Regions from separate parts of the Homo sapiens genome. Here regions 1 and 2 are each linked to region 3. Evidence: chromatin loops called from intact Hi-C (ENCODE). Cell type or tissue: PC-3. All regions are shown on one strand.

Region 1 (8,000 bases), 500 kb after region 3:
AACCTAGACAATTCATGCTCAAATGAGAGGTTTTAAGTTGTTGTCTTCTACTCATTAAATCCTTGTGTCATCATCCTGAAAGGAGAGATTATGGTGTTAGGAGGTTGTCAGCTCATAAGGCAAAAAAAACATTAAACTGGCCTAAGTTCCTGATTGCATTAGATTTAACTGTTCTTTACCTCAGGTCGCCTCCACCCTGACAGATGTCTTTGTGCTGATCGCTTTATTGTCTTAGGGCTCCCCAAAATCTTTGCTTCTTAAATCAATTTGTGTCTTTCAATGTCCAAGAGATCAATTTGCATCTTTAAATGTCTAAGTTCATTTAATTTCCCATTCTTTTTCAGTTTAGTGGTTTTTCTTTTTTAAAAGAAAAGGGGGGGTCTATTTAGTTTTTCTTTGAGGATTGTGACTCATGGTAAAGTTTTAAATTGTGTTTTGAAAATCTCACAATCATATACCAAAACATAATAAAGTTTGCAAAGACTCCCATTTACAAGGCATGAAGGACTTACACAGCTGCTCTACTTTGAACATATACACATGATTATATTTATCCTTCATATAAAAGAACTGGTCTTTTAGGTTTTCTGAAAATGCTTTGAAAGCTCCTGGGAATTACCAGTTTACCTGGGAAATTGAGTGTTTCAGTTGGAAATAGAGTTATTCAAAAGTAATAGTGAAATAGTGTTCTGAGCTCTGATTTGAGTGCAGTCAAAACTATACATGTCCCTTTGGAAAGGTTTGTATTTGGACTCTCTTTCTCTCATATATATATATATATATATATATATTTGAGGAGATCTGAGAAATTGAAAGGGCTATATAGAAAAAAAAGCAAAATAAAGTTTTTCAAAGGAGTCAGGATGTAGGACGTATGTGTGTGTGTGTGTGCACGTGTGTGCGTGCGCAAAATACATTTGTTTGCAATACAATTGAGATTTACTCTTAGCGTATGTGGCCAGATTGTATCTCAACATTGTATGGGCTGGCACTAAAACCATGTCAGTTTACGGTGAAACGCCAACAGAAAACTCTAGCATCCTTGTGATCTAATAATGTCATAAACCCAATTTGATTCACTCACAATTGATACCAATATTCATTCATTTATTCATTCATAGAGTCCATCTATGTCTCTATCAATCATTTAAAATAAATCTATGCATCTTAAAAGCAAAAGGAAACAGTCTCTGTTTGAATACAAGATGCTTAGTAGAGTGGTTAAGACCACAAATATTTGAGACTGATCTATTTGAGCTAGAATCCTAGCCTTTCTACTTTCTGTCCTTGAGCAAACTTATAAGATTGTTAATACAATTAAATAAGATGATGTATTTAAGCATTTAGCAAAGTACCTGACTTATAGTGCTCTCTGAATAGCAACTGTCATTATTATTGTGATCCTTATTATTAGGTATGCATTATTAAGTCATATAAATACTTTGAACTATGCTGTGAGCCTGGTAAGAAATGAAGCAAGAGGAGAATTTCAGATAGATGTGGGGTAGGACATGAGGCTTCAGGGACGTTAGAGTTGATAATTTATTTTGCATTCATTCAACTCTTTTTCACTGAAAGTCAGAGATGTAATGAGAAAATATAATTAAATTATTAAAGTCCTTCCTCAAGATCCTAATATTAACAGGAAAACAGCTAAAATAACTCTCCCATGTTTTCCAGAGTAACCACCAGGGTCCACCTTGACATAGGCATGAGGCAATGCCTTGGTTCAGCATAAAAATGCCACCAGGAAACCTGTGTCATCTTGGTCCAAGAAACTTATAAATACCATTCATTCAAAATGGGCACATGTGTTGAGTGAGGCAGCAGTGAGTCCAGGACAGCAACAAGATTATACAGTCTTTCCTTATAGAGTTGGTTCTCCATCTGCTCTGCTTGTCAGCTCTATATAGTTACTATGAAGAGAGTTATATTTTGATGTTCATCCATGTTGGGCATTTATTTCCTAGATGGCTGTGTATCCCACAAGAATGCTTGACATCTCAGTCTTGGGCTAGTAATCTATGCATTCACTCATCGGTGTTTATTGAGTGCCTACTGTATACAGGATATTGCCCTTGATGTCCAAGCATAAGAAAATGGCAGCAGGGCCAAAAGGACATCCAACTAGCCCTATTCCAAGGACCCCATGTAGAAATGATACGAACAAAATAGTCCTGAGGATACAAAAGTTAATTCTGCACAACAGGATCCAAAGAACAAATTGACTTCCTTGAAGCTGTGCAGTGAGCCCATCTGCCAGATCAGTCATCTAGCCAGGCTAGACCAGTGCACTTCTAAGCGTGGTTTGGGGACTGGCACTCTTCTGCAAAGTGGTTATTACCATTTCTATTGATGCAAATACAGAAACTGAGAGTAAGCTTTAGGAACTTTTATAGCAGTTTGACATTGCCACTGGCATCCAAATGCATGATCAGTGAATTCATTTCACTGAACAGGATATAGACAGTTAGTTGGGGATTGTCAAACTTGCCTGGTCAGTCACATGTGGTTTGAACTATGTAAAAGTCCTGTGCAGTAGAACCATGTATTGCTCCATAATGGACCAGATTTTTAAAATAGTCTTTCACTTCAAATAGTTGATAGTACTCTAAATATTGTTTCTTTAGGGTTTTGGGTAGCTATCTAAGGTTTTGTTTTTCATTTTGTTCTGAATACTGCTTTTTTTTTTTTTTTTTTTTTTTGAAATGGAGTCTTGCTCTGTTGCCCAGGATGGAGTGCAGTGGCGCAATCTCGGCTCACTGCAACCTCTACCTCCCAGGTTCAAGCAATTCTCCTGCCTCAGCCTCCTGAGTAGCTGGGATTACAAGCATGCACCACATGCCCAGCTAATTTTTGTATTTTTAGTAGAGACAGGATTTCGCCATGTTGGCCAGGCAGGTCTCAAACTCCTGAGCTCAGGTGATCCACCCACCTCAGCCTCCCAAAGTGGTGAGATTACAGGCATGAGCCACTGCACCCGGCCTTACTGCTTTTATTTTAACCTGCATATACCTATGCTTCTGTCTGCTGTAAGCATCCTAAGTGAATTAATTGGTAACACATTTAATTAGAATGAGAGCTATGGAAGAGCCCTTACATTCTGTTGCAGATCTCACAACAGATCTCTGTTGAATCTGCTGGAGTATCAGAGGCTATTTTAACCAGGAGCAAGTGACCCATTCCCTTCTGCAACTCACCCCACCCACCCACACCCGCTCTTTCCATGCCACACTTCCTTGGCACTTTAATCACAATTTGAACCAATTGCTCAGCCATAAGGACCACATCCTACTCCTTGTCCTCCTCCTCCCTTCCCAGTCTGAGACGATATATCCAGTGCTACTGAAAGTGTGGTAGTACCAATCAGTGGCACTAGGAGAACCTGGAGCTTGGTAGAAATAAGATTCTCAGGCCCCACCCAGACTAGTGAATCTCTAGAGAGGGGCCCAGCCTTCTATGTTCTTGCCAGCCCAGTGCAGATTCTTAATACCTGGGTATCATGACGAGCTTGAAAATACTCTTCAACTCGTTGCACAGGAAAGGGTCTGCCACCTGGTGGGCACTTAGGAAATGTGCATTTTTCTTCCCTTCCCTGACTGCACGTGGGGAGCCACTTGAGTCCCTCCATTCTTGGTTGGGCCTGTCTTTGGGCCTAGCTTATCTCAATTGCCAGCTGGAAGGTCTGCTTAGTCACTGCCTAATAACAGATCACCCTGGGACTTGAGCCCTTCTGAGAACCCCACACTGTTTGACTGGGGCCCTGATCCTCCCCTGAAGTCTTACAAGGCTTCACCCCTCTACCCTCTCATGCCCTACTGTACTTCTCTCTGGGAACCACAGGGTCTCCCCAGTCCCACAAGGATGGGCTCTAGACGGATGCATGGATCCCTGGAGCTGGACCTAACCAGCCCTGCTGAACCCAGGCAGTCAGGCCTTTACACTTTTATGTCAATCAGGGACCTCCCTGAAACAGTGAAACCCAAGGGGAGAAACAAGGCAGGGACTCACCCACCTCCCTGGTGGACTCAGAAAAAGGAGAGCAGCCATCAGTGATCTCACAGAAATGTCTCTGTGCTTAATATTTTTAAAACTGATTCTCAGATACCCAGGAAGGCAAGAGGGAATCAGTTAAAATAATTTTAAGAACAAGTTACTTCCTCTCATTATAAAAGCCTATATATGTTCATGGTAGAAAAAAAATTTCTACAAATTTTTAAAATTGCAAATAATGTTTTAAAATCAGTTGAAGTTCTATTCCCCAAGGGTAAGCACTGCACATTCTTATTACATTTCAGTCTTTTCTCTGTGCATGTGTATTTTTTATAAACCTGGGATCATACTAGGCATACCATTTTAACCAGCTTTTAATGCCTAGCAATATATCATGAACATTTTCCCATGTCATTAAATATTCTGAGTCCTGACTTTCATTGGCTATAGATTATTCTTCTTTATAGATGTATCATACTTTATTAAACCAGTCCTCAAGATTTAGACAAGTTAAAGTAATTTTTTAAACAATATCTTATGTCAGCAAAGGGGAAAACTATTAATTCATGCTCTTCATAAAGACAAAAAAAATGAATCAAATCAGTGATGACAATTTCAAATGATGTGCCATTCTCATTTACCAAAATAACAAAGTGTCTTAAAAGTTGGAGACATAAATGCAAGTCATTGTGTGCATTATAATCCTTCATGTTAGACATTCACATTTTCAGCAGATGATTGCTATCTTTGTCCTTAAGTAAAATACAAGGGCATCTCCAGGTGAATGAGTATTTTAAAAGGTGGAGGATTAAAAAGCTTGTGCCCTTCCGCCAGTACTACCATCTGCTCCATCCATCTCTGCTCTCTACTCTGCCCCACTCATCATACATCAGGATCTGCAGTCCCAACTGAGAGTGCCAGTGATTCTTATACCTCAAGGGCACTCTGGGAACCTTAGCAATCAACATGAGAACGATGGCTCTCTCCCCACTGTGGGCATATGTCAGATAGCTGTGTGATTTGATACTTCAAAGGCAGGGACGAGTACCCCATACGTATACTGGGGCAGACAGAAATAGAAAGCCAAGGGGGAGAAAAGCTACTCACGAGATTGGAGGGAAGAAAAAACAAAAAACTGGAAACAGCAATGTCAAAGGGAGGTAGATATCAGAAATTCAAGGCCCTGGTTCATCTAACTTCAGTTTTCGTTGAGATGCACACAGAGCAGAGGATGGACCACCCCACGCTTTCCAAGGCCAACTGAACAGTGTCTGTCACGCCAAAGGATGCAGACGTACCCAACCATACCTCTCATCATACTCTGTCCCAGGGAAATACTTACACAGGGCACAAGTCTGTTCAAACATGTTCTTTGCATCTTTGTTTTTTGTTACTGATAAACTGGAAGCGATCTAAATGTCTGTCCACTGGGGAATGTTCCAATAAATTGTGGTACATCCAAAGCATTCACCAGAAAAATTAAAAACAGGCTTTTTTAAAAGAAGTGATTTTAGGAATACTTATTGAAAGTAAGCATGCATTAAGAATAGTGTAATCCCATTTATAACGTTAAAAGTCTATATAATTGTGTGTTTACAAATGTGCACAGAAAAAAGTTCCCAGATATACATCAAACTTGTTTCAGTAGATACCTTAGAAAAGGGCGGAATAAGAAGGATTAACTCCATATGCAACCACATTCAAAAATCTTTACAAGAACGTATTAATAAATATTAATGAATGTATTAATGAATAATGATGTGCATAAATTTGTTTAATGTTATTATCATATGCTTTACAGTTAGGCTTCAGTTTATTTCTTGCTCTTTAAATCATCAGCTCAGGGAAAATTTTTTAACCTCTGTAACCCTCAGTCCATTTAGTTTTAAACAGAGGAATAATATCTAGCTTTCAGATTTGTTGTAAAGATGAAAGATATTTCAATGAAGGATTTAATTTAAAAAAAAAAAAAAAAAAGATGAAAGGCCAGGCGCCGTCGCTCACACCTGTAATCCCAACACTTTGGGAGGCCGAGGCAGGTGGATCACTTGAGGTCAGGAGTTTCAAGACCAGCCTGGCCAACATGATGAAACCCTGTCTCTACAAAAAATACAAAAAAAAATTAGCTGGGGATGGTGGCGTGTGCCTGTAATCCCAGCTACTCAGGAGGCCGAGGCAGGAGAAGCGCTTGGAACCCAGGAGGCAGAGGTTGCAGTGAGCCAAGATAGCGCCATTGCACTCCAGCCTGGGCGACAGAGTGAGACTCTGTCTCAAAAAAAAAAAAAAAAGAAAAGAAAAAAGAAAAAGAAGAAAAGAAAAAAGATGAAAGATAATATGTATAAAGCCCCCAACATAGTGCCTGACACTTAGGAGAGACTAAACAATGATAACTGTTCTTAGAATATAAACACACCTCTTAGCCTTGTGCCCACCTCCTCCAGTTTTTGCCACCCTTTCTGACCTTGAAATACATTGAACTATATAAAAATAAATGAAGGGACGCCAAACAAAACATCATGTGCACAGCTCTAGTAGAGGCATAAACAGTTGAAAAAAAAGTCCATAGCAACAACCAAAGTATTTTTTTTCTCAGACTCTTTTAAAATTTAAAACTTTAAATAAGAAATCAAGGGGAAAATGAAGTAGCTGAACTGGAATTCTAACTCAGGCAATCTGGCCCCAGGGTCAGAGCTCTCTACAGTTATAATCCCCTATGACTTTAAAGGGTAAGAACATTCCAGACCCAAAGGAAAGAATTTGAAACTGCAGAGGAAATACTGCTCTACTGTCAGGTAAAGATGCAGGGTGGTCAGACTTGCTGTGATGGGAGCAGTAGAGGTCAGCACGTATCTACTTATACAGTCCGAGGTCATATTCTGGTGCTGCCATTTACCAGCCATTGAAACTTGGGCAAGTCACTTTGTTTGAGCCTCAGTTTTCTCGTCTGTAAAATGTGGACCCTCTTTCACAGAATTGTGGAAAGAAACAAGCTCTTAAATGATCTCATGGGACACAGTGAGTGCTCAATAGATGGGAGTTATTTTTCTTACAATGAGCCAGAAAGACTATGAGAACCACATTGGACATTAGGAATGCAGAATGCCCACGTCAGAATAATCACTATATTGTGGCTGGCAGGATTGAAGTTTCTAAAGCCAGGAATATTACGGACGCAGGCAGAACAGATGTAATAGCCAAATCCCTTGACTCTTCCATCAGGTAGTTTTCAGACAAAATCAGATACAAGTGGATTGCTAATGTACCTAGCACTGAAGTTGGAAAGGTATTATTGGGAGGGTCAGCCTTACAAAGACATCGTAGGTGATCACTGGAATTCAGTCTTTCCCTTCCCCAGGACATCTCCTACAAGTTGCCCTGAATGCTTATAATTCTATCATTGCCCTTCCATTGTGGTCTTTCTTTTTTTTGTTTGTTTTTTTGTTTTGTTTTGTTTTTGAAACGGAGTCTCACTCTGTCGCCCAGGCTGGAGTGCAGTGGCGCAATCTCGGCTCACTGCAAGCTCCACCTCCCGGGTTCACGCCATTCTCCTGCCTCAGCCTCCCGAGTATCTGGGACTACAGGCGCCCGCCACCACGCCCGGCTAACTTTTTGTATTTTTAGTAGAGATGGGGTTTCACTGTGTTAGCCAGGATGGTCTCGATCTCCTGAACTCGTGATCCGCCCACCTTGGCCTCCCAAAGTGCTGGGATTACAGGCACGAGCCACCGCACCTGGCCCCACTGTGGTCTTTCAAAACGCAAACTTACTGGCTGAATATCTTATCAAGTCATTAGCTTCTCCAAATGGATGAATTGGATAAGATTCCTTTTACTCTTGGCAGGGTCCAATAAAGACAATGGAAAGAATGGGACTAGAAGGAGGCCATGAACAGGGTAAGGATAGCAAGGGATAAGAGAGAAGGAAAAGAATAATAATAAGGAGCAGGACTGCCAAGTAACAAGTAATACTGTGCAGCTTGTCAGGTTGTGAGCAGCACTCACTTCATT
Region 2 (8,000 bases), 91 kb after region 3:
GATTAATAGAATACTAGAATAAACTGGTTATCTCATGTATTTTGTTTATGGAAATTAAAACAATAATCAAAACTTATAATGGGTATTTATATTTTGAAGTTTAGATGTTTGATGTCAGCTTCAAGTAGAAAAGTACATTTTCAAAATAGAAAAATGCAAAAAGATTTATGGATATGCTTTAAAACAAGCCTTCATTGTATCATTTCTTCATGGATTACTGTAAAACTGCCATTACCACATATTTTATTATATACAAATATATAATAGACTAACATATGCTATAATGGAATCCAATTTTTTTTAAGGGAGGAAAAAAGTAAACCTAAAGTGATTTTAACTAGAATACATAATTTTTTCATAAAATCATTGGCTAGGTGAGGATTACTCAATACAATTCTAAACTCGTTTTAAATATACACTATTTCCCTGAAGCAATAAACCCTCCTTGTCATGTTTTGCAAACACTCCTCTATCGTGACTCACTCAATCCCTGGCTACTCAAGCCTGTTTTCTCCCCACTGATTCAGAGCTCAATTCTAATTGCTTCTGGGAATCCAAACCCCATGTCCCATTCTCCTATGATTCTGGTTTAGTTTTATAGTGAGTGGCAATGAGTTATCAATCAGGTAAATGTGTTCCTTATGATGTGTCAGGCAACTAATATGTGACCCCCTCTTAGGTGGCATAATGCATTCCTCGCCTTTGGGAGAACCCTAATAAATGAAGTGGATGGAAACTTCAGACAATATGATAGGCCAGTGGTAGAAATACTTTTAGTTCACCTAAGTAGCTATAGAGTTCCAGAGAATATGTTGCCTTCTCTTCAAATCTGGATGAACCTTCACCACCTTCAGGCCTGAACTTCAGGCCCCACAAGCTCAACCTGAATATATCCTCTCTTATTGAGACTTCATATATTATCGTTATGAAGATAATCCCCAAATCTCTCTCTCTTTAAGTTTAACCTCCAGTATATTCCAGTCTCCAGTTTGCTTACTATCTACTGAATATTTCCACACAGGGTCCTGCTGGCATGTCAAATTCGACATATCTAAAACGGAACTCCTCTCTCTGTATTCAATCTCTCTATCTTAATTTTTTTGTTTTCTATTAATGGTATCTCATTTTTTCAGGTAGTTTAGGCTTAAGAGTCTATACGTACTGACTCCTCCCTTTTTTCCTTTTTCTCTTCCTTATACACTCAACTTCTAGGAGCCCTAATAGAAGTCAAACAGATAAAAGACAGCAACATACCTCCCTGTGAACTCTGGGCTGCTCAGTCTCTATGTGGAGTATAGAGATTCTATGTGGAGTATGTCTGATTCTAGCTACCCTCATTTCATAGAGCATATTGACAAATAGAAAGGTTTCTAGAAAATAGTGAATATTCAAAATTTGTATTAAGCAGAAACAGGATGGTTGTTATAGAATAGAGCAAACATACATTGTACTTTGTGAGATACTAAAGTTAGCTGTGAGAGCAATCGCCAAGAAACAAATTTTCAAATGAAATATTGAGAACCAGTTACAGGATATATGACCCTTCATCTAGATTAGGAATTCAAAAGAGCTAGCTTTTGTATAAGGAAAGAAAAATTGTGAAGAAACCTCTTCAGAGACAGTTGTACATTCCATTTCAATCCCCTCATTCCCAAGCCCAAGCCCAGTGTGTGTTCTTCAGTGTGGTGGGAGAGATGGATGCGCATCTTCTGCACCTGAAGGACAGAGGGACTGGGGCCTGATTCATCTCTTGGAAAGTTACAGAGCTCTATGGCTGCTCAGAAAAAAATGGCTGCCTAGGAAGCAGCAGCACTCATGTCAAAATGGAGATCAAAATCAGTGAAACCCAAGGACCAGAGGTGTTATCTGTGGAAACTGAATCTGAGGTTATATTGAAAAGTATTCTGACCAAGGGGGTGGCCTGCCAGAGTGAGGGTCCCCAGCAGTAAGGGGCAATGATGTATAACACTGTGGGCTGGAGTTGAAAGACAACTCACTGAAGGAGCAGCCTTTTCTGTATTAAAAGAATTATAGTGAGTGAACCCAAAAGGAACTCTCTAAATCCTTGTTACTCAAAGCATGGACCATAAGCTAGCACCATTTGCAGCAGCTGAGAGCTTATTCTAAATGCAGAATCTCAGACATCATCCCATATGTACTGATTCAGAATTTTCATTGTGATAAGATTTCCACATGATTAATGTGCACATTAAACTTTAAGACTTAGGAACTGGTTTGAGGTGGTATTAGTCAAGCAAGAACTTTCCTGTTCCCCCTTAACTTTTCTCTCTCCCCTGCTGAGATCTCTGTGTTTGCAAGCAGCAGTTATAGAGTTGGAAGATAAGCAAGGGAGAGCATGGAGAAGGCTGCCACGCTCTCATCCTCAAAGGCTGGAGGCAGGAGTGTGGAGAACAGGAAGATGACTTACTTCCAGTGAAAATGAAAAATCAATTAATATGTTTGATTGGGACACTTTAAATAACTGTATTATTTTGGTATTTACAATTTGAAGTGACTGTAGAATATCTTTTTCCCTGAGTTTGAGCAGAAATGGCTTGGGCATGGCACTGCAGGGGGCTGAAGGCCTCTGAGCAGACTTGAAAGGAAGTGGGAGCCAAAAGAGGAGATGCTCTTTGAAGACTGTCTGTGATCCTGGAGTTTCTGATTACCATTCCACACTGGTAACTCTTGTCTCCTCATATTTGGATGATTATTATATAGAAAAGCACCAAACACTGGCCAATTGGCAGACATTACTAAACATTTCTAAGAGATTTGGGTTGGCAGACTATAAAAATCTTCTGTGATTCAGGAAGGGGAACATTACACACCGGGGCCTGTCATGGAGTGGGGAGAGGTGGGGAGGAGGGGGGAGGGAAAGCATTAGGAGATATACCTAATGTAAATGACAAGTTAATGGGTGCAGCACACCAACATGGCGCATGTATACATATGTAACAAACCTGCACGTTGTGCACATGTACCCTAGAACTTACAGTATAATAAAAAATAAAAATAAAAAAATCTTCTGTGATTGCTAATGACTTCTAATCACAAAAGAGATGTACATTGGCATATAGAGCGATGCATTCCTTACTCCACTAAGACCTAAGTAGAGACAAAAAAATAATACCCCTCTGGCCCAGGATGTCATATTGTGACTTTCTCCTTCAGGTGAGAGATATGGTTTATACTGACTCTAAAGGTCTATTATCTTTGCTATAATCAAAGTGCCCTCAAGGACTATTCGAGATGATGGATTTGTCTTTCTCTATATTAGTGACCAAAACTATTACCAAGACTTCCTGACTTTTTATATATATGGCTCTTTACATTTTTATGTTTCTTCCCTTGATGTCATCTTATCAGCTATTAGATCTCACTTGCTTCCTACTCAGTCTGAATTTGCTGTTTCTAATCATCTGTGGGTTGCAGAAACATATGGCCAAGCTTGGGAGAACTGTGTACAAACAAAGTAAACAAGCTCTGAAGGTGATGTCCCTTCTTATAAATAGAGAATTTGGACTTTGTTCCATCTACTTGGCTGCTTAGGGGTCTTCTCCACTTACAATCTAGTTCTTGGGAATGTATCAGATGGGCAAGGTTGGTAGCCAAAGAAGTCCTTGTTATTGTCACAGCAAACCATAGCGAAGTGGTAGTTTAAGATGCTGTAAGCATCCTTGCCGGGCAGATAGTTTAACATACGAAACACACATCTCAGGGTACAAATTCAGATTTTATTACTAGTAGCTGGTAATCCAAAAGTGAGACTCTTAACCTCCAAAGCCTTACTGTTTTCATTTGTAAATGAGGTAATAATACATTTTGCAGGGTTCTAGAAACTAAATGAGCCAGTGGTTGTGGTGCACTTGGCTTGTGTATAACCCGGTCATTTTTTTGTTCCCTTTCCCCACCCAATCTTACCTTCTCTTCAACTCTTGGAACTGCAATGTATAAGGAATATAAATACACTGAAATACTTGAAGGAGGATATAACATCATGTCACATGAGCAGCAATTCAAAGACCTGGAGACATTTGCTCTGAATAAACAAAGACTCAGCAAATAACGATTGTCCTCAAAGGTTTGAAGGAGTGGCTGATGGCAGAAGGGTCAACTTGGATCAACATCTGATCACAAAAGGAATTCCTCCTCTTTATTTTTGGATTCTATTCTGAGCTGTCCATCCTCCTGCCATGACTTCATGCCAGATAGTCATTATCTGTCACCTGGGCCCCTGCAGCCACCTACATACTCAGCTTCCTGACTCTAATCCAGTCCATTTTCTACACGACATCCAAAATGACCTTTCAAAACACAACTCTGGCCATACCCTTCTGTTTAGGATTCTCCAGGCCCCCTTTGACAAAAGCCACACTCGCACAATAGGCCATTTGTGTCTATTATTCAGGCTTATTTCCCACCACTTCCGTGGGTCCACTCCTACCCGCTGCTCCCCTCACCTACATATACCTCTTGTTCAGCAAAATCAAACCATGAGAATTTCCTCAGAGATGCTTATCTGCCTCACTGTCTGTAGGCCTGTCTGCTTGGAACATCCTCCAACTTGCCCATGGGGTGAAATGCTTAAAACTGAGTCATCTTCTCTGGGAACCTTCCTATTCTGTCCTCTGCCCCACCTTCCACCCACAGGATTATTCACTCCCTCTGTCCTACTTCTGTATCTCTACTGTGAAGTGTATTATATTTACATATTTACCTATGAGTCTCTCCTTATTGACTGTGAGCTTCCTCACCACACACATTCTAACCATGTCTCCAGTACAGTGCCAGGAGTTCACCATGTAAAAGCCATAGCACTTAACAATCTGCAGCCCTGGCTGAGCTGCCAGGAGGATGCTCAGTGGAAGAGTAAACCATCCAGGTTCCTCTACCTTGAAGATTCACTATCTTCAGGTTATTATGGTACATTTTTAAGATACCTTAATTTATACTGAGTTCCTTTAATTTGGAAATGCCATTATAAAGAGGAAGTATTAGGCTGACTAGAGCTTCTCAAATTTAATGTCAAGAGTCACCTAGAAAGTCTTGTTAAAATGTAGCTTCTGATTCAGCAGATCTGGGTTGGGGCTTGAGATTCTGCATTTCTAACAAGCTCCCAGATGCTGCTGGTCCATAGACCATATGTTGAGTGGCAATGGTTTATAGATTATCAAATTCAGCTGAAGTTTGGGTGTTAGGTTTACAATGACATTGAAGCAGAAAATCTAAAAGTCAACATTTAAAAAACTTAAGCCAAAACAAAACTAACAAACCAGTTCAATTATACCAGTGATGGAGAAATGAAAACTACTTTTTAAAAATGAGATTTTAACATAACATTTCAGAAATCCATCTACTGAATAAAGCATAAAACTTAAGACATGTATATAATTTGTAAACTTTTTTAAAAGTACTTTAATTAATTAGAATAATTATTTTCAAAGAGTTGGCTGACTATATGAAGAGGTCGCAGTTCAAAGAGATTAAATGCAGAAAAAAGTTAGTTACTAAATTATAATTTTTAACTGTTAAAGCTTTCTATTTGACTGGAAAATAAGTTAAGCTAATTACTTGTTTTTAAAAAGAAACAGAACTGCTTCTCCTCCAGAGGTTTCTATGGTTTCATTTAATACGTTTGCTATTAATAAATAAATTAAAATAGGTTTTTGAAACACAATGGACACTAATTATGAGGAGAGAAACAAAGATTCAAATATATAGAAACTGAAATATTGCTTTATGTTCCTTGGGTCAATGACTCATAAACAGAAAATCTGTGCAGAATATTATTCATTCATGTTGCTGGTATTGAAATGATAAAGAAGCATTTCCAGATCTTGTGACTTAGAAAATTATTGGTGAGATATAAACAGTTAGAGAGCTATATGATAGGGAATGTGTAACTTATCAGGCTAGAAAAACAGTAGAGCTTATAAAGCCATTCAGAGGGCAAGAGTCCACAATCCTTTAGTCAGTCACATTTCTATTTAAAATGGATATAGGGACACGCTGCAATATCCAAAGACCAATACAAACATTTCATGGGCAAATGTCACATGCTGCCATCTCTCATCAGTAGCAAATGTGACATCCTTTATCAAAGATGTGTATTTTGCACATTGCTCTGCAAACTGAGAGTCTTAAGAAGATATTACTATTGTTCTGTTCTTACATAGATGAAGTGATCCCACACTCATTCTCTGCTCAGAAAGAATGTATTTGTTTACTCAACAGAGTCATGTATGTTTTCTCACAATGGTTTACTGACATCCATAAACATATTCACTATGGGATTCTAAAGTAAAGCCCCCCTCCTCCTGAAGCTGAGCTATACTCTATATGCCTATAATGAATCCTGTCTCAACAATGCCAAGTGTGATTCTGATCCAAGCTTCTGTCATCTTCTTTGGAAATCCTTCCAAACCCAGGGCCAGGAAACAATGATTATTTCTAAAGAGACTGAATTTACTTAATAACATCTTGACAGATGAAAAAAAGAGAGAGAATTTACATAGACCACACGAGATTTGAACTAAAGATATCAACAAAAACACATGATCACTAATTTTAGAAAAAAATAAAAAATAAAAACAAGAACATTTTTCTCCCAATAAGAATGCAAATTAATCTCTTTGGGTTTTTTTTTTTTTTCTATCATCTCAGTTAGGAAACTAGAACTTCTTTGCTCAAAGATTAGCCCCCAGAGGAAAAGTTCATCAAAATAATGAAAACATGAGCCCTGCTCCTTCCCCCTAAAGTGTTATGCTCACATATTGCCATATTTTTTCCATTAGAAAGTATGGGTGCCTTTCACTCTTTGTAAGCAATTTTTTTCTTTGTTTTCTTTTTTCCACTTTCTAGCAGAAGAGATTGGCATGAATCTTTGTCACTCCTAGGAATAAGCATCGGTGTAAAAGTTTATTAGCTTAAGTCACTACAGCCAGCTAATGAGGTCAATGCCATGAATTCAGTCCTGGGAGAGAGAAGGAAAACTTTGTTCCAAGCTTTATATAGTCTAAACTTTCTTGTCATATTTGCACACTCAAATCTGTGGTTTTCAAATGTATCTGTATGTAAGGATCACTTTGCCTTTCCTTTAAAGCTGCATCAAGTCAATTGTGAGTGACCTGTTGAATCTGCCTCTTTAATCACTGCCCCATGTCATGCTGATTCAGGTGGCCTGGAACCTTAATTCAGGAAACTCTTTAAACTCACTGGTCTGTCCAAAAGTCTGTGAGTTGGGGAATCAAATGACAGAAAGAGAATAAATGCAAGTCGGAGAAAAGCTATGGCCCACTGAACAAAGAGGTTAAAGAATGATCATCACGGAATAAAAATAACTTATAGGGCAAATCATGGGGAAAAATATCTCTTACTAATTTAGATCACAAAGTACGTACCTGCTCAGGAATGTATAATAAACTCTTCTTACCCAGTTCTTTGCCTTAAAGACTTTCCTAATAAGAGAATGCAGAGAGAGCTGTCAGTTTTGTTCAGAATTGCTGCAGTTGGTTTAAACTTTACACATCAACAGTTCCAGGAACTGTTGGACTAGAGATATAAATAGAAAGCAATAACAGAAGTAATATATCATAAGAGCTAAAGCAATGGTACTTTCAAACTTTTAAAACAATTTATTATCTTGGAGTAGGGAAAGAGAGGGTGGTGGGCATAGAATCAGAGGCTTGCTCTGCTTGCTTTTATCTTAGCTGCAACAATCATAGGAAATGTCTGGATTTCCGGATGTTCCTCAGAAACTCCAGTTTTAATGAATTGGGAAGAGTTGCATGCAGGAAGTCGATACGTACCTATCTTTTCCATCTGTTATTTTATCCATGAAGCTTCATTTTTTAGAACAAGAATTAGCAGTGGCTACCATTGCCATGAGTGGCAGCTTACAGGTAGGAGTGTAAGAGTTGGGTTAGAGGGGAGGGAGGGACTACAGGTGAAAATGGGGGTACAGGAGGGTCTGTAATGGGTACAAGCCAGAAGAGAGA
Region 3 (8,000 bases):
TGAATGTGGTAGCAAAACCACTTGTGGAAACCAAAACCACAGTAAGTTTTGGGGAAGGAGTGAGTCACAGCATCACACTGTCCCTGATCTCACTCCACAGCCTAGAAACGTGGAAAATTCTTACTTAAAATTGTTCTGGCCACAAGATGAAAAGGCAATTGTAGAAAGCAAAACTAAAAATACATAAAAATACCATATGTACAATACCAATTATCTGCAGGGCCGCTGGCCACTCTGGGCTCCTGGAGTCCTGCATGCTCCCTGTCCTGTGGCTCCAGGATGATCCACCCAACCTATGCCCCAGCCTGAAGACCTCCACACAATCCAGGAGCTGCAATGCCTTGGGAATTAATCAGGTAGTTAGCTGGAGATTTCTGAATCTAGCAGTGTGTAGACAAAGACATCAAATCACCCTCTGCTATAGATTGAATGTTTATGTCCCCTTAATTCATATGCTGCAATCATAACTTCCAAGATGATGGTATGAGGAGATGGGGACTTTGGGAAGTAATTAGGTCATGAGTGCAGAGTCCTCAGAATGGGGCTAGTGCTCTTATAAAGTAGGCTGGAGAGAGGTCCCTTGCCTTGTGTGCCACGTGAGGACACAGTGAAAAGACGGTCATCTATGACCCAAGAAGTGGGCCCTCACCAGTCTCCAAGTCTGCCAACATCTTCATCTTGGACTTCTTCCCAACCTCCAGAACTGTGAGAAATCAATTTCTGTTGTTTATAAGCCACTGAGTCTGTGGCATTTTGTTATAACAGCCAGAGCGGACTAAGACAACCTCATAGAGGAAAATTCATGTTGACTAGTGTTTGGCTGTCTTCCTAACCTGCTAATGCTGTTTATTACTGACCCAATTTATTAATCACAGCAAAATGTCCCCATTCAAGGGACTGCATGGGAAAACTGACCAATTTTTGAAGTATTATTCTAGAGTATTGACTTTATTTTCATGTAAATGATGAAATGTACATTGTTCATTATGCCTGGAATTTCTTTACAATTGTGCAGGGCAGTGCACTGCATATACAGGCCAGAAACCTGGGACTTCATCTCTTTTCCTAGCGCTTATCTTGGGTAAATCAAGACCTTTCTCTGTCCTTAACTGATTCTCATATAGTAGAAAGTTTTTCAGTGTTTTCTAGTTATACAAACATATTACAACAAGAAAACAGTAACCTGACTCTCAGGATAAAGAAACATCTTTAGGTTAAGATGCTAAAAACTTTGGAATAGGACATTACAAAAATACATTGTATATTAACACAAGGAGCACACTGGTAGCAATTAATTAATCCAATTTCAAGAAAGACTTCAGGATGCTTTGTTTTGTTTATCCCATACATAAGTATCATACAAATAGGACTGGGAAAGTGAGCTGGAAATTCACAATAGGTAAAAGTAGTACCTATAAGGTAAAACTAATAATTTGCAAGCATTTAGTATTTATTTGCTCTTTAATCAACAAATTATGTTGTTACCTTTTAGCAGACTAATCATTTTCAAGCATTTCAATGAATTTTTGACTAACAATTTGAATATTAAATTTTTTTTTCAACTAACACTTTTCAAACTAATTTTGAAGCATTTATTCATTGTATCCTTTAATCAACAAATCCTGTTCAGTCATCTTTTGTGTACTGGTTACCACTGTGTGTTGAGAATAAACACTAATTACATGTTGACTTTGGATAAATAAAAATATTCAGTTAACTCTTCCGAAGCCTGCATTTTATTTTTCTGTTCTCCATTTTTTAAACTGTTACTTTGACTTGAAGATGTGGCTATGATTATTTGGAGTCTCTTTCAGCCTTTTATTCATTATTTATAATTTTGTGTTTGATTTTTATATAACAGACTTTTTCTTCACAGATGGGTAGGTGCTATGGTTTGAATGTACCCACCCAAACTCATTTGTTGGAAACTTAATCTGCAATGCAGCAATGTTAAGAGGTGAGATCCTTAAGAGGGCAAAGCCCTTCTTAATGAAGTAATGCTGTTATGGTGGGAGTAGGTTAGCTACAGCGGGAGTGGTCTCCTGATAAAAGGACAAGTTTGGGCCTCTTCCCTCCTCTTGCATGGTCTGTTTCTCTTTCGCCTTCTGCCGTAGGATAACGCAGCATGAGAGCCCTCACAGGTGTGGGCTCCTTGACCTTGAACTTGCCAGCCTCCAGCATTGTCAGAAACCTCAGTTCTTTATAAATTACCCAGTCACAGGTACTCTGTTATAGCAGCAGAAAACACACTAAAACAGTAGAATTGACCTGGGTTCTACAGGAAAACATTTGCGAGACTGGAGATTAAAAAGAAAGTGAGATCATCCACCCAACCCCCCATCTCCCGTCAAAGTCAGATCCCTAAGGCAGAGGTCCCATAGATCAGGTTACAGAGAAGGTGGCAACTGAAGGAGTGGGCCAGTGCTTGCCAGGCTTACTTCTGTAGAGAAGCTATAGAGCTGGAGTTTTGTAGAAAATCACCATGACTAGTGGATGGGCAGAAAAGTTGAGGATCATCCTAGAAATGGATCTAAGAAATGATTGTTAGCAGTGATAATGAAACTGATTTCTATCAATTACAAGTGTAATGTGAGCAAATACTTGATGATACAAGAAAATCAGCAACAATAGCCACAGTCAAGTGGTCATTTCAAAAGGAAATTTTTTAAATAGCATTTTTTTCTTTCAATACCTGATACCACAGCAACCAATGATTCTAAGTAAATATCCAATTTAATAAAATTACATCTTGGTTTCCCATTAAATATAAAATGTAAATTAATATATATTCACGGTCATGTTTTTAACAATGTCACATACTACAAATTTTAGAAACAAACATTTAACAGAAATGAAATACTCTGGTATATAAAAAGAATCATAAACCTTTGTTTTGTCCTGAATATTAAATAAAAAATAACAAGTTTCCTAAGAATGTGATAATGATCTGAGCAGTAAAGACCTTGAAAGCTAAACAAATTTTGTAGAAATGACTATTGAGATCTGGCACAATTGAATGAAAATGTGGCTCAGAAGTACCACCAGATGGCAGGAGAGGAAAAAGAATTCCAAGCGCAACAAGATGCTCAGTTTGCGTGCCAGGGGGTGACATTTTTTAAAATAAATATTTGCCTGCTAAGCCGTCAGCTTAATATTTCCTCCTCTCCAGCTATTGTGAGGACATATAAAGTCTCTGAAATTAAGTCAGGATTTCAGGACATTTTGCAAAAACCTCTGTAGTGGAAACTTGATGCATCTCTTAACTGAAATTCAGCCATGGAAAATGCCGGTAGGCATCACACCTATGAGTCCCAGGGGCCTCCAGGATCGGCCTTGTAGTCTTGGTCCTGCCATTAACTGGGAGCAAGATTGGGAGCAAGTCACATGACCTAAGCTCTCTGGGTGGCAGATTCTTTTTTTTTTTTAATTGAGTACATCAACTACTGCATAATACTCAAGACCTTATAATTTTTTTTAAAAAAAGGGGCGTCCTCTGAATACTTTTCTAACTTTTTCTTCCTTTTAGGCAATATTTAACAAGATCTGTACTACTATCTAAGATTTCAGAGTTAATGGCCTTGATATAGAGCTGCCACATTGCCCAACTCCACGGTGCCATTGTCATACAATCTTTGCAAACACAGCAGCGGCCAGTTATGCCTTGAACCTCCTGAGTAGCTGCGTTCAGTGGCCCTGCGCTGTTGAACTGCAGGTCAAAGAGCTTAGTGATCTACAGATTCTCTGAAAGTATTTACAACAGCCCCAAATTGCAATTCCTTTATAATTTCCCTAGGCAACTTTTTTGAAAAGGCATGTGTGTGTCTGCGTATGTGTCTATGAGGAATGCATTACATTATGATATGATATGACTTGACTTTGACTCACAAAGTCAGAATTTCAAAGTTTGAATTCTTTCTTTATCCCTTACTTAGCTGTATGGCTTAAAGCAAATTACTTAAATCCTCTGTGCTTCAATTTTCTCATCTACAAAGTGGGGTTAACAATAATTTCTATTAAGTAAAATTATTGTGAACAGGGCAATAAAACTTTCATAATCACTTTGATAGTCTTACCTTACAAAATAGTAAGCACATTTTCAAAAGGACATATGTTCCTTATTAAATATAGGCAATTGTTTTTAAAATATTTGAGGATTTTATCATTTTGTTGTAAAATTGATTAATATTAATTTCAATTTTGCGGTTTTCCTTTCATATTTTTTTATCTTTTTTTTTTTTTTTGAGATGGAGTTTTGCTCTTTTTGCCCAGGCTGGAGTGCAACGGCGCAATCTTGGCTCACTGCAACTTTCATCTCCCGGGTTCAGGCCATTCCCCTACCTCAGCCTCCCAAGTAGCTGGGATTAGCATGCACCACCATGCCCGGCTAATTTTTTGTACATATATATATATATATTTTTTTTTAGTAGAGATGGGGTTTCACCATGTTGGTCAGCTGGTCTTGAAGTCCAGACCTCAGGTGATCCACCCACCTCGGTCTCCCAGAGTGCTGGGATTTACAGGCATGAGCCACCGCGCCTGGCCTCCTTTCATGTTTTCGCCAAGTCTCTCATACCTTGTTTTTGAGCCATAGACCATAGACACTGTGCCTGTAGCGGTAATAGATAATACATCTCTCACTGAAGTTTAAATGAGCTAATCCACATGAAGTGCTTCAAACTGTGCTGACCCATAAAAAGCTTTCAACGAATGTCAGCTGAGATTATTCATCATCTTGATTTCCTAACTCCTGAGGCTATCCTGAGACATAAGAAAAGACCAACAAGAACCAGAATGTTGGCTAGCTAGCTAATAGTTCCTAACCCTGGCTGCATATTTGAGTCGCTCACAGATTTTAAAATCCTGATACCCAGGCCACTTGCCGACTCAGTTACAACAGACTCTGGGAGTGGAAGTTGGGCACTGGTAGTTGTAATGCTACCCAGATGATTCCAATGAACAAAGCTGAAATCACTTAGCCAAGCACAGAGGTATACATTCTTCATGCGCCTCCACAGTCATTAATTCGCCTCTTTCAAAAATAAGAATGTTTTTCTTAAAGCCACGGTTCTCAAAGATTAGTCCCCAGACTAGCAACATTGGCATCATTCGGGAACCTAGAAAAACCCACATTCTCAAGCCCCACTGAATCAGAAATTCTGGAGGCCCAGCTATTTGTCTTCTAACAGACTTTCTGACACACAGTACCTTTTGAAAACCACTAAAGAGACACATCTATATTCTGTCAACTCTCAAGATTTCATAATTGACTATTTAAAAAAAATAATTCTAGGACAACAGGGCTTGAAAATGTCCAATATAATTTGGGTCACAGTACAACATTTAATTTTCTTCATAGAGTTGACAAGCAGAGTCTTAACACCTCCATCTCAAACCACTCGCTCAGGTTTAACAGTCACACTTCAAACAAACAGATTCAATTGTCAAAATTATCTTTCTTCATATACTATATGTTCAACTCACCCAGTCCATACTCAGTTTTCTCAAGAGCTGAAGGTGTAGCGAGTGGAGTCAGAATTTCTTCTTTCTCCATCATCTACAATCTGTAAATTCTCCTTCCACAAACATCTTTGTAAACCTCTATCACTTCATTTCTTTTTAGACTTCCAGCCACATAAACACTTCTTTGAACCTTCTTCAGATAACCTTCCTCCTGCCTGAGAGCCAGCTATACACCAAAGGTGTGCCTCGGCCCAATCAGTGGGCAGGATGGGCGTGGCCTCTCGCATAGGGCTCCTGGGTAGGTCTTTCTCCTGCTCCTTTTCACCTCCTGCCTTTGCCTGTTTGATGGGTGACATTCGTTTTCTTTTATACTCTTACTAAATTAATCTACTTTCGTTTTGCATCTGTCATATCTCATCAAATAGCCCTGTTGAATATCACCTCACTTAGCAATGCCAACGATTCCAATGCGTTTGAAGGGCAACCTTCAAAGTACTACAAATCTCTTCCAGTTCGGTCACGATTTAAAAATGTCAGGCCCTCTTCTCTAGGATGGTGGATATAATCTGAATAAAGAGCCTGGCTGCCCTTTATTTATCTTCATCCAAGTCCTTCCCCAAATCCCAAGTTTCTTTGGGCTTCTAATGGACTGAGACATGCCCCAATAGCCCCTCCATATAACCTCTACCTCCTTCTATTCTGATTTAATTGCTTTGGACTGAAACATGGACATCAGGAGATTTTTAAAGCTCTTCTGGAGGTTCTGACATGCAGCAAAATGAGAACTACTGGTGTAGAGGGAAGCTTCCCTGCTAAGTAACATGGCCCCTAGACCTGGGAATCAGCGGTGCGGCAGGCCCAACTGCCCTTTGCTGCCCTCTGCTGGCTTCTCTCGGCGGAGCTTCAACTAACGGGCTCAGCTCTGAAAGCTGTAAAAAGAACTCTGGTTTAAAAGTGATTGGAAAAGTAGGTTGCAGGTATTCAAGAAATGTAATATACTCTAACTCTCTCCTTTTACTTCCTTTTCATTTGCTTTTTTTCACCCGAAACAGTTTCTGGGCAGGAAATCAGACTATTTTCTATAGCTAGACACCTATTTTCTTGGCTGAGTAGGAGATATGAATGAGCCGGTGGGTCAGGAAAGACCAGAGGAGGTGACATCTGTTCCAAGACAGCTCTGATTGCGAGGATCAGGACAAGTTCTCTGGAATGCAGAGAGGTATCTTGACTCGCTGACAATGCTGCAGAAATACAATTTTAAAGTGAGCATTTCCTTTTCTGTGCTTCTAGCTATAACTCACTCTGTACTTTATCACAATGATAACAGCAAAAACATTTGTTGATTTTTTTTTTAGTTTTTACTCTGTGTCAGCCACAGTTGTGGATGACTTACCTGTCATCTTACAACAATATTTTACCCCTACATTAACGATGAGGGAGAGATCTCAGGAGAATTAAACGACTTGCCCAAGAAAACATAGTAAGTAAGTGTTATAGGCTGGAATTCTGTCTCCCCAAAAATTGATATGTTGAAGTATGAACGCCCAGTGCCTCAGAAAGTAATCATTTTTGAAAATAGGGTCTTTAAGGAGGTAATTAAATTGAGGTCATTAAGGTGGGCCCTAATCCAATATGACTGGTATCCTTAAAAGATGAGGAACTCTGGAAACAGACACATACAGAGGGAAGATGATGCTAAGACACAGGGAGAAGATGACCCTCCACAAGCCAAGGAGAGAGGCCTGGAGCACAGCCTTCCCTCACAGCCCTCAGAAGGAACCAGCCCCACCCACATCTTGATCTTAGACTTCCAACCTCCAGAACTGTGAGAAAATTAATTTCTGTAGTTAAAGCCACTGAGTCTGTGGCACTTTGTTAAATACATTTCTGTTGTTTAAGCCACCCATTCTGCAGTACTTTGTTACAGTAACCCAGCAAACAACTACAGTGATAAAGTCAGAATTTGAACCCATGCATGACTAATTTCAAACCTTTGCTCACTCAACCACACCACAACCTTAATCTTTACAAATATAAGCTATTTTATAAACTATTGTTTTATATAAAACAAAACATTATGCCCATGCATAGTAATATATCCTTATTTTCACTTCTCATATAGTGATTTTTTTGCATTTCAACAGCCAAAAACAGTCTTCCTTTGGTGAAATCAGCTGTATATAGTAACTGACTATATCTTTGTATGTTTTTTTAAATGCTGGCTTTTCCTCTCTCTGGCTTTGCTACAAAATTCACTTTCAATGCTTGAACTTCAGCACCCTTTAGGTCCAATTCAACCTAAAATTGTTTTTATTCATCTTTCTAAAATCATAAACATACCCCATTTTTCATCTCTATTATCTGATTTGCCTTCCATAGTTACATTTTCAGTAGTTCTTCCCTACTCATGAAAATTCTGAACACTTATGTATTTTTCATATTAAAAAACAGATAACCATGCTCTACCTTTTTCCAATAAACAACTAGATAATTCAAACTGCCCCTTTTATCCAACCCCCGTGATTAGCTAATGAGCTCAC

Evidence for each region. Hi-C counts contacts between places; a loop is a spot of excess contacts. Peaks named below come from ENCODE experiments on the same cell type or tissue, not always from the same donor. Only the 100,000 strongest peaks of a DNase experiment are listed, where the experiment ranks them.
Region 1: it touches region 3 in a loop (22-fold over the local background); 25 of 110 quality-filtered maps call a loop at or near these places.
Region 2: it touches region 3 in a loop (5-fold over the local background); 2 of 110 quality-filtered maps call a loop at or near these places.

What each region holds. Positions count from the first base shown.
Region 1 is chr3:24,181,650-24,189,649 of GRCh38, reverse strand. All of the region lies in intron 5 of THRB (thyroid hormone receptor beta), which reads left to right. It overlaps THRB-AS2 (THRB antisense RNA 2), which reads right to left. Exons shown (of 4, transcript NR_121667.1): 4 at 1-75. Among named protein-coding and RNA genes, the nearest start is that of THRB-AS2, 34 kb to the right of the region's middle. In PC-3, CTCF peaks have their summits at 3,337 and 3,554 (motif pointing left); a DNase peak (open chromatin) is centred at 3,549.
Region 2 is chr3:24,588,477-24,596,476 of GRCh38, reverse strand. No RefSeq gene overlaps it. Among named protein-coding and RNA genes, the nearest start is that of THRB, 98 kb to the right of the region's middle. In PC-3, no CTCF peak of the experiment used is centred here; DNase peaks (open chromatin) are centred at 486, 4,216 and 4,646; H3K4me3 peaks cover 700 bases; H3K27ac peaks cover 3,919 bases.
Region 3 is chr3:24,679,017-24,687,016 of GRCh38, reverse strand. No RefSeq gene overlaps it. Among named protein-coding and RNA genes, the nearest start is that of THRB, 190 kb to the right of the region's middle. RefSeq lists an enhancer at 6,145-6,439. In PC-3, CTCF peaks have their summits at 3,037 (motif pointing right), 6,154 and 6,355 (motif pointing left); DNase peaks (open chromatin) are centred at 3,076 and 6,346; H3K4me3 peaks cover 554 bases; H3K27ac peaks cover 902 bases.